Linked DNA regions of Homo sapiens: region 1 is linked to region 2. A link is an interaction called in ENCODE POLR2A ChIA-PET data of the cell type or tissue named here. Cell type or tissue: HepG2. All regions are shown on one strand. Each heading gives the region's core, and the rest is flanking DNA. Links, peaks and the distances in the headings are about the cores only.

Region 1 (2,862 bases), core at 363-2,862, 310 kb before region 2:
GCCAGGCTCAGTGGCTCATACCTGTAATCCCAGCACTTTGGGAAACTAAGGCAGCTGGATCGTTTGAGCTCAGAAGTTCAAGAGCTGTCCATGGCCATACCACCCTGAATGCACCCAAGCTCGTCTGATCTCAGAAGCTAAGCAGGGTTGGGCCTGGTTAGTACTTGGATGGGAGAAGTTTGAGACCAGACTGCGCAACATGTTAGCAAGACCCCCATCTCTACAAAAAATTAAAAAATTAGCAAGGCATATGGCACCCACCTGTGGTCCCAGATACTCAGGAGGCTGAGGTGGATCACTTGAGCCTGGGAGGTGGAGGTTGCAGTGAGCTGCAGTCATGCCACTGCACTCCAGCCAGGTGACAGAGTAAGATCCTGACTCAAGAAAAAATAAAAAGGCTGGGCGCGGTGGCTCATGCCTGTAATCCCAACACTTTGGGAGGCTGAGGTGGGTGGATCACGAGGTCAGGAGTTCCAGACCAGCCTGACCAATATGGTGAAATCCCTTCTCTACTAAAAATATGAAAATTAGCCAGGCGTGGTGGTACACACCTGTAATCCCAGCTACTCAGGAGGCTGAAGCAGGAGAATCACTTGAACCCAGGAGGCAGAGGTTGCAGTGAGCTAAGATTGCACCACTTCGCTCCAGCCTGGGCAACAGAGTGAGACTCCGTCTCAAAAAAAAAAAAAGAAAGAAAGAAAGAAAAAAAAAAATGAGGCCTGGGTTACTCCCAGGAGCAGCTACTCAAAGGACCCATGTGGTATGGAATGGGGAGGACTGATCAAGAGGCAAAGAATGAGGATCTTCGGGCCTGTCAGTCCCCAACTCTCTTGGGCCTTCAGCCCCCAGTGTTTCATCCACATAGACCCTCAACCTGAGGATTCAGGAAGATTATCTGATTAAGGTTTGTCTCCTCCACTGAAGTATGAGCCCTTGATGCTAGAGACCAACTTGCTTGGCCCCACATAGCAACCACCACCTAACAGCAAGTGGCAGATAGCAGAGGCTCAATTTTGGTTTTGGAAGGAAGGAAGCAAGTTGCTACTCCAAAGGTCCATGCCCTGTGCAAAGCCCAAGGCAAATGTCCTAGTGTTTGCTTGGGGCTCATGTGACTTAAACTAAGACCTTGATTTTAGTTAGAACAAATCCAAGGGACATTACGTGGACCAAACTTTCTGATGGTCCTAGGATTCCAGGGCTTTTTACCCTGGCGTGTTTCTGAGAAGCTGAGGGTCAAGGACCAGTGCTCATCCTCAGATTCTTCCCAGGGGAGGGAGGCCTCTGCTGCTGATTCCTCTCCAGGCCTGACAGAGAGGGGCAGGGGCTGGTGCTGGTCAAGGGTGGAGGCTCCTGACCCAAATGCCAGGCCCACAGGCCTGCCTGAGGCAGAGGGCTAGCAAGCAGGGCCAGCCAAGTCACGGCAAGGGAGGAGTCCCTTTTGTCTGGATTTAACAGAAGGCTGATTGTTTGGCAGCTCTGGCAGAAAGAAAGGACTGATAAGTTCATCCGAGATAAACTGCCAGTAGGCGTGTTTGTGGGTCACCACCAGCCTTCCCAGAAGCCAGTTCCTCCCCTTGCAGGGCCCTCCACTCCAGCACTTCCACCAGACCCCTCCATACATGGCTGGCAAAGAGCATTCCTCCAGTCAACTGGGCCACAGCTTCCACACCTGTCCCTCTAGGAACAGAGAGTCCTATGGGGCAGGAACCCCATAGCAAGGGGGACTGTTGGTTGAATAAATAAAAGACACCTTTCTTTTTTTGAGATGGAGTTTCGCTGTTGTTGCGAACTCCCAACCTCAGGTGATCCGCCTGCCTCAGCCTCCCAAAGTGCTGGGATTGCAGGCGTGAGTCACCGCACCCGGCCTATTCTTTTTTTTTTTTTTTGTGACAAAGTTTCGCTCTTGTTCCCCAGGCTGGAGTGCGATGGCGCAATCTCGGCTCACTGCAACCTTCGCCTCCCGAGTTCAAGCGATTCTCCTGCCTCCACCCCCAGAGTAGCTGGGATTACAGGCGCCTGCCATCACGCCCAGCTAATTTTTGTATTTTTAGTTGAGACGGGGTTTCACCATGTTAGCCAGCCAGGCTGGTCTCAAACTCCTGACCTCAGGTGATCCATCCGCCTTGGCCTCCCAAAGTGCTGGGATTATAGGCGTGAGCCACCGCGACTGGCCTTCTTTATTTTTATTTTATTTATTTATTTTTTTTAAACATTCTCCCTCTGTCACCCAGGCTGGAATGTAGTGGCGCAATCTTGACTCACTGCAACTTCTGCCTCCTGGGCTCAAGTGATTCTCCTGCCTCAGCCTCCTGAGTAGCTGGGAATACAGGCGCAGGGCCTGCCACCATGCCTGGCAATTTATTTATTTATTTATTTAATCTTTTTTTTTTTTTTTGAGACCGAGTCTTGCTCTGTCGCCCAGGCTGGAGTGCAGTGGTGCGATCTCGGCTCACCGCAAGCTCCGCCTCCCGGGTTCACGCCATTATCCTGCTTCATCCTCCCGAGTAGCTGAGATTACAGGCGCCCACCACCACGCCCAGCTAATTTTTTGTATTTTTAGTGGAGACAGGGTTTCACCGTGTTAGCCAGGATGGTCTCGATATCCTGACCTCGTGATCCACCCTCCTCTGCCTCTCAAAGTGCTGGGATTACAGGCGTGAGCCACCGCGCCGGGCCAATATTTATTTATTTATTTATTTATTTATTTATTTATTTATTTATTTATTTATTTGAGACGAAATCTCACTCTGTGGCCCAGGCTGGAGTTCAGTGGCTCCATCTCTGTTCACTGTAACCTCCGCCTCCCGGGCCCAAGCGATTCTCCTGCCTCAGCCCCCTGAGTAGCTGGGATTACAGGCGCCC
Region 2 (7,944 bases), core at 2,804-5,303:
TGAGGGCAAGGTCAGGCCCAGGGAAAGGGGGGTTGGGCCCTGAGGTGAAATAGGATGCTCAAACCTGCTTCTTTCTCCCAGGTGATTTTCAAAGTTCTGGACCCAGCCATTCCAGTAGAGGATCCAAACAACCCTGAGATTCAGGGTAATCATCCCCAGAGGCAATCCTGTACCATTTGTGTGTCAGGACAGAGCTTGTAGATACTGGGGGAAACAGGCCCTGCCCCGAGTGGGCACCGGTGGGACAGGGCAAGTAGGCAAGCTCAGTCTTCCAGGGCCGTTCCCCAGCCCTGCCCCATCATGGTCCTTTTTGTGGCCTCCCATTTATACCCCATCACTGTTCCCCATACTTGTACCCAGTGTATAGGGACTGGCATGGGGAACAATTTCAATAATGACTCTGCCCCATTATTGAATCCCTTTGTGAGGCCCCATCATAGTTCCTCATTTCCTCATACCTGTCCCCCGTCTCTACTATCACTGCCCCTCATAACTCTTCCCTTTGTGGGCCCCCATCACTGCCCCTGTCATAGTCTACCTGTCATTGCTCCTCCAACTCCATTCATGACCCTGACCTTTGCCCTTTGTCCCTGCAGCTGCCTCTAGGTGGCACCAGGGCATCTCTGGATGTAACACCTTCCTTGTAAAGAAGTCTTTGTTAAAGACTCCTAGTAGGAGAGCCCAGAATCAGGCCAGGAGGGTACCAGAGCAGGACAAACGCCAAACTAGTTTTTTCTCTACACCCAATGGGCACTCCTTGCCCCCCTTAACTGCAGTTATTACCAGCTGCTCACCTTGAGCCCTCATGGTAGGTCTGCAAGCTGCTGTTGTTTTTCACCTCAGATCAGAAAAGAGGAGAGGCCTGCAGAGGAAAGATACAGGAGGTAGCGGACCTCCTGTATCTTAGTAATGGACCTAAGATGTGGAGCAGGGAGAGGAGCCATGGACCCATTCCTTTACCTATGTATTCATATAACAAGCACCCATTGAGCTGTACACTCTGTCAGGCATCTTCTGGGCAGTGTTTGATGGGAAGCAGCAGAAAAGGTATCTGCCTTCTTGGAACGGACATCAAGTCAGAAAGACAGTTGATAAATAACCCATCTGTGACCATGCATTGTTTAATGATGGGGATACATTCTGAGAAATGTGTCATTACGCAGTTTCATCGTTGTGGAAACATCTAGAGTGTACTTGTATAGCCTACCACACTTCTAGACTATCTGGTATAGCCTATTACTCCTAGGCTACAAACCTGTACAGCATGTGACTGTACTGAAAACTGTAGGCAGTTTTAACACAATGGTATTTGTGTATCTAAACATAGAAAAGGGACAGTAAAAACATGGTATAAAAGATGATAAATGGTACACCTGTATAGGGCACTTACCATGAATGGCACTTGGAGTGAGTCAGTGAGGAGTGGTGAGTGAATGTGAAGGCCTAGGACATTACTGTACACTACTGTAGATTATAAACACTGTACACGGGCTATACTAAATGTATAAAAACAAATTTTTTCCTTCTTCAATAGTAACCTTAGCTTTCTGAACTTTTTTTACTTTACAGACTTTTAACTTTTTACAGCTTTTATAACACTTAGCTTAAAACACATGTAGAGCTGTACAAAAATATTTCCTTTCTATCCGTATTTGATAAGCTTTTCTCTGTTAAAAATTTTTTTTTTACATTTTAAACTTTTTTGTTAAAAACTAAGACACTGCCAGGCGCGGTGGCTCACTCCTGTAATCCCAGCACTTTGGGAGGCGGAGGTGGGCGGATCATGAGGTCAGGAGATTGAGACCATCCTGGCTAACACAGTGAAACTTCATCTCTACTAAAAATACAAAAAAATTAGCCAGGCATGGTGGCCTGCACCTGTTGTCCTAGCTGCTGGGGAGGCTGAGACAGGAGAATGGCGTGAACCCAGGAGGCGGAGCTTGCAGTGAGCCAAGATAGTGCCACTGCACTCCAGCCTGGGTGACAGAGCAAGACTCCGTCTCAAAAAAAATAAAATAAAAACTAAGACACAGACATACACATTAGCCTAGGCCTACATAGGGTGAGGATCATCAATATCACTGTCTTCCACCTCCAGATCTTGACCCACTGAAAAAGATCTTTAGGGGCAGTAATATGCATGGAGCTGTCATCTATGGTAACAATGCCTTCTTCTGGATACCTCCTGAAGGACCTGCCTGAGACTGTTTTACAATTAATTTTTTTTTGAGACAGGGTCTCACTAGGTTGCCCAGGCTGGGGTGCAGTGGCACCATCTCTGCCCACTGCAGCCTCTGCCTCCCAGGCTCAAGTGATCCTCCCACCTCAGCCTCCCGAGTAGCTGGGACCACAGGCCTGTGCCACCATGCCTGGCTAAGTTTTTTTCTTTTTTTCTTTTTTGAGATGGAGTTTTGCTCTTGTTGCCCAGGGTGGAGTGCAATGGCGAAATCTTGGCTCACTGCAACCTCTGCCTCCCGGGTTCAAGCAATTCTCCTGCCTCAGCCTCCTGAGTAGCTGGGATTACAGGCACCCGCCACCACGCCCAGCTAATTTTTTGTATTTTTAGTAGAGACGGGGTTTCACTGTGTTGGCCAGGCTGGTCTCGAACTCCTGACCTCAGGCGATCTGCCCGCCTCAGCCTCCCAGAGTGCTGGGATTACAGGCTTGAGCCACCGTGCCTGGGCTTTTTTTTTTTTTCTTTCTTTTTTTTTTTTTTTTTGATGGAGTCTCGCTCTGTTGCCCAGGCTGGAGTGCAGTGGCGCTGTCTCGGCTCACTGCAAGCTCTGCCTCCCGGGTTCACGCCATTCTCCTGCCTCAACCTCCCAAGTAGCTGGGACTACAGGCACTGGCTACCATGCCTGGCTAATTTTTTGTATTTTCAGTAGAGACGGGGTTTCACCATATTAGCCGGGATGGTCTCGATCTCCTGACCTCGTGATCCACCCGCCTTAGCCTCCCAAAATGCTGGGATTACAGGCATAAGCCACCGTGCCCAGCCTAATTTTTGTATTTTTTTGTGGAGACAGGGTTTCACCATGTTGTCCAGGCTGGTCTTGAATTCCTGAACTCAAGCTAGCGCCCACCTTGGCTCCCAAAGTTCTGGAATTATAGGCGTGAGCTACAGTGCTCGACCATGTTTTACAATTACTTTTTTTAAAAAGTAGAAGGAAAGCTGGGCATAGTGGTACATGCTTGTAGTCTCAGCTACTCAAGAGGCTGAGATGGGAGGATTGCTTGGGTCTGGGAATTCCAGTCCAGCCTGGGCAACATAGAACTTTTCTCTAAAAAAAAAATAAACATTGGCCGGGCACAGTGGCTGACACCTGTAATCCTAGCACTTTAGGAGGCCGAGCGGGCGGATCACCTGAGGTCATGAGTTCAAGACCAACCTGGCCAACATGGCGAAATCCCGTCTCTACTAAAAATATAAAAATTAGCCAGGCGTGGTGGTGCACACCTGTAATCCCAGCTACTCGGGAGATTGAAGCACGAGAATCACTTGAACCTGGGAGGTGGAGGTTGCAGTGAGCTGAGATCGCCCCTCTGCACTCCAGCCTGGGCGATGGAGCTACACTCCATCTGAAAAATGTTTTTAAAAAGATTAAAAAAAAAAAACTAGAAGACACACACTCTAAAATAATGATAAAAAGTATGGCATAGTAAATGCATAAACAAGTAGTAGTCATTTATTATCATGAAGTATTATACACTGAACATAATTTTTTTTTTTTTGAGACAGGGTCTCACTCTGTTGCCCAGGTTGGAGTGTAGTGGCATGATCTTGGCTCACTGCAACCTCCGTCCCCCAGGTTCAAGTGATTCCCCTGCCTCAGCCTCCAGAGTAGCTGGGATTACAGGCACCCGCCACCATGCCTGGCTGATTTTTTGTATTTGTTTAGTAGAGACGGGGTTTCGCCATGTTGGCTAGGCTAGTCTCGAACTCCTGACCTCAGGTGATCCACCTGCCTTGGTCTCCCAAAGTGCTAGGATTACAGCTGTGAGCCACTGTGCCCAGCCTACTGTACATAATTGTATGTGCTGTACTTTTATATGACTAGCAATGCAGTAGGTTTGTTTACACAGTATCATCACAAACGTGAGTAACGTATTGTGCTACATACAACATTATGACAGCCACCATGTCACTAGACAATATGAATTTTTCCTCTCCATTGTAATCTGATGGGTGCACGATTGTAGTACCTATGTGGTTTAGCTGAATGATAGTAGATTTTTAGTTTGGACTATGGGATGACAAGCAGAATCCTTTACTGCATTAGGGAAGCAGGTTTCAGATACCTGATGATACCATGGTGGGGTGTCCAGGAAGTAGTGGGATGTGCAGGTCTCAGTTCAGGAGTAAAATCAGGATTGGAGAAAGGGGATCCTCACTACAGAAGTGGAATTATCACCATGGGGAAGGCTGTGGTCATCTTAAGACAGCATTCCCAGGGAAGCAGGGATGACAGAACCCCATAGCATGAGGGCAGGAGGAGTGGATACAAGGATGTGGAGAGGGGAAAGACTCCCCCATTCCTTTCCCTCCTCCCTCGTCATAGAAAGTGAGGACCAAGGCACCCAAGGTCTGACCATCTGTGTCTCCAGAGCTCCTGCATGTGACTAACCTCTGTGTAAACTTCTCCAAACTGCACACCCTGGGTGACAGGCCCCTGGGAGGCCTCAAGGGACACCCCTTCTACTACTATGCCTTCTATGAGCTTGTAGCCAAAGGCAGTTGCCTGTGCCTTGGGCACACCTCTAAGTGCAGGTCTGCACCTGGAACCCCAGCCAATGTGGTGAGGACAATGGGAGGGGCATTCTGTTGCTGGTGGGGTGGGCAAGCTGGGACTCCAGAGCAGGCCTGCCTTGCCCTCCTCCCTATCAGGTACATGGGCTTTGCATCTGTCCCCACCAGTCGGTGCACACTGTGAGTGCTGCCAAGACCTGCACCAGGATCATCCATGACATGCAGCAGAGCCTGGGCACCCCCATGCCTGCTGGGATGAATGCCATGCTCTACTCTGCCTGGCCATACCTGCCACAGGTCCGCCCACCCCATATCTACCTTTCTGGTTCTGCCTCAGAATGTGAGTGCCATGGGCATGTCTACAGTTGTCACTTTGACACAGCTGTGTGTCTGGTTATGTGAGTGGAGGTGTGTGTGATGTGTGTCAGCACAACACAGCTGGGCGCCACTGTGAGTTCTGCTGGCCCTTCTTCTACTGTCATCCCTGAGAGGATCCCTGTTCCCCTCGGTCCTGCAGACATGAGTCCTTCAACCCCTAATCCCAACACTGACTCTTATCCTTCAGCTCCATGGTGACCTCTGACCTAATTCCATCCTTAACCTCTGACCTCTGATCTAGCCTGTGACTGTGACCCTGTGGGTGTCTGGAAGGGGATTTGTGTGATGCTCACATTAATGAGATCCATGGCCTCCTCTCTGGGCAGTGTTGCTGCAAAGTGTGTGTATGGGGTCAGCACTGTGACTCCTACTGGCCTGGTCACTATGGCCTGAGCTCCACCCAACCTCAGAGCTGCCAGTGTGAGTGACACTCAGGGTGGGCCCCCGCCTCCATGTCCTCCTGGCTCTGCCCCCAGTTACTGCCCTGATAACACACGCACCTACCCACCTCACTGCAGTTCCATTAGCAAGCTAAGAGCCCTAAGCCTTCGCCTGCAGGTGTGACCCCAGGGTTCAGGTCCCTGGTACTCATGTCTGTTATCCCTCCAGTGGTACCTGTCACTGCAAATGCTTTGTCTCTGGGCAGGACGGTAGCCATTGTCTGGTGAGGCTTGGCCCACCTTCTGATTTAACCTTGACCTTTGGCACTGAGCTTCTTGGAGCTATAGCCTTATAATGAGTATAAGGCTATAGTTATCATGACTGTGGACTGAGCCTTGTACTTGGGTGGGTGCCGCTCACTGACTTGGTCACCAGGGTCAGCATCACTTTGGCTAGCTGAACCTGTATATGCCCTCAGGTGGGAGTTTCGGAAACAAAAGGGAAATTGATTAAACTTGTATTATACACTGGATTTAAAGGCTTTTGTCTTTGTTTTTGTTTTTGAGACAGAGTCTTGTCTTGCTCTGTCACCCAGGCTGGAGTGCAGTGGTGCAACCTCGGCTCGCTGCAACCTCCACCTCCCGAGTTCAAGCGATTCTCATGCCTTAGCCTCCTGTGTAGCTGGAATTACAGGCACACACCACCACACCTGGCTAATTTTTGTATTTTTAGTAGAGGCGAAGTTTTACCATGTCAGCCACGCTGGTCTCCAACTCCTGACCTCAAATGATCTGCCCGCCTTGGTCTCCCAAAGTGCTGGGATTACTCGTGTGAGCCACCACACCCGGCCAAAGGTGTTTTTTTGTTTTGTTTTGTTTTGTTTTGTTTTTTTTCCAGCAAACTTGTTTAGAGGAAGACTTAGTCCAAGGAATAACTCCATCCTCTCTTTGCCTCGAATGTTACAAACTCTTTGCTTAACTTTTTTTTTTTTTTTGAGATGGAGTCTCACTCTGTCACCCAGGCTGGAGTGCAGTGGCGCAATCTCAGCTCACTGCAACCTCTGCCTCCTGGGTTCAAGTGATTCTCCTGCCTCAGCCTCTCGAGTAGCTGGGATTACAGGCAACCGCAACCACGCCCGGCTAATTTTTTTTTTTTTTTAAGTAGAGACGGGGTTTCACCATCTTGGCCAGGCTGGTCTCGAACTCCTGACCTCGTGATCCACCCACCTTAACCTCCCAAAACGCTAGGATTACAGGCGTGCGCCACTGTGCCCGGCCTCTTGGCTTAACTTTTATTTAACCCTGGTTGTGTCCTCATCTCCTTCTTATGTCTCTCTGTGAAGTTACTCAGGAGTGCACCATGATCTTCTCTCTCACTTTCAGATGCAGTCAGAGGAACATTCAGGCCCTTTCTCACCCCTTTTCCCACCATAGGCAGACCCAATATAAGACTTATCAGGCCCCTCCCCTCCTCTTCCTGTCCAGATCTTCTTGCCTTCCCCAACCCAACTACAGTCTCCTACAGCCTGAGTTCTAGGGTCTGGGCAGTGACCCCGCCCCCACCCAGGCTGCTGGCCCTGTGACTTTAACTTTGCAGATGCTACAGTAACAGGTACAGGGCGGGGCCTGGAATTCATGGTCAAATGGCAAGAATCAAGACTTCACCCTGACCCCTCCTCACCTCTGTGCTCCCTCAGGTATTCTGCAGTGGTGAGTCTCTGCATATCCCACCCCCACCTCTGTGGCTGCCACTGCCATGAGCACTAATCTGGGTATTTCTTTTTCTTTTTTTTTCTTTTTTTTTAATTTGAGACAGCGTCTTGCTGTGTCGCCCAGGCAGGGTGGCATGCAATGACACAAACTCAGCTCACTGCAACCTCCGCCTCCCGGGTTCAAGCGATTCTCCTGCCTCAGTCTCCCGAGTAGCTGAGATTACAAGCATGCACCACCACACCTGGCGAATTTTTGTATTTTTAGTAGAGACGAAGTTTCACCATATTGGCTAGGCTGGTCTCGAACTCCTGACCTCAGGTGATCCGCCCACCTTGGCCTCTCAAAGTGCTGGGATTATAGGCGTGCCACATGGCGCCTGGTCTAATCTGGGTATTTCTGTGCTGCCCTTGGCCACAGCTGAAGCCAAACTTGGCCAGGTTCTCCAGCAAGTATAAGTATCAGGAGGGTCAGAAGCAGAAAGAAATCAAAGCTCAGACACTGGGGCTCACTGGAAGAAGTGAACGTCCAGATAACTATTTGGAGGAAGAGTCTGAGCAGGGTTGGAAAGACTTGGAAATCCAGGTATGGGTGTCAGCATGGTCAAAAGTTCAGTGTCTTGGACAGAGGCCATATTATTCCCAGGACAGTATGGGAAAGGACTAGGACTCCCACTTCCTTCGAGGGAGCCCCCTGGCCTGCTCCTTTCCACTGTACAGAAGCCCCAGG

What was found. Peaks named below come from ENCODE experiments on the same cell type or tissue, not always from the same donor. Only the 100,000 strongest peaks of a DNase experiment are listed, where the experiment ranks them.
Region 1: POLR2A ChIA-PET joins it to region 2 with 7 read pairs; 4 of 35 experiments call an interaction of 5 or more read pairs at or near these places.

Annotation. Positions count from the first base shown.
Region 1 is chr3:49,464,456-49,467,317 of GRCh38, reverse strand. It overlaps the pseudogene RNA5SP130. Among named protein-coding and RNA genes, the nearest start is that of DAG1, 4.4 kb to the left of the region's middle. RefSeq lists an enhancer at 2,065-2,565. In HepG2, for the core only: no CTCF peak of the experiment used is centred there; DNase peaks (open chromatin) are centred at 1,097, 1,487, 1,947 and 2,234; H3K4me3 peaks cover 729 bases.
Region 2 is chr3:49,150,953-49,158,896 of GRCh38, reverse strand. It overlaps the pseudogene LAMB2P1. Among named protein-coding and RNA genes, the nearest start is that of CCDC71, 11 kb to the left of the region's middle. In HepG2, for the core only: no CTCF peak of the experiment used is centred there; no DNase peak of the experiment used is centred there.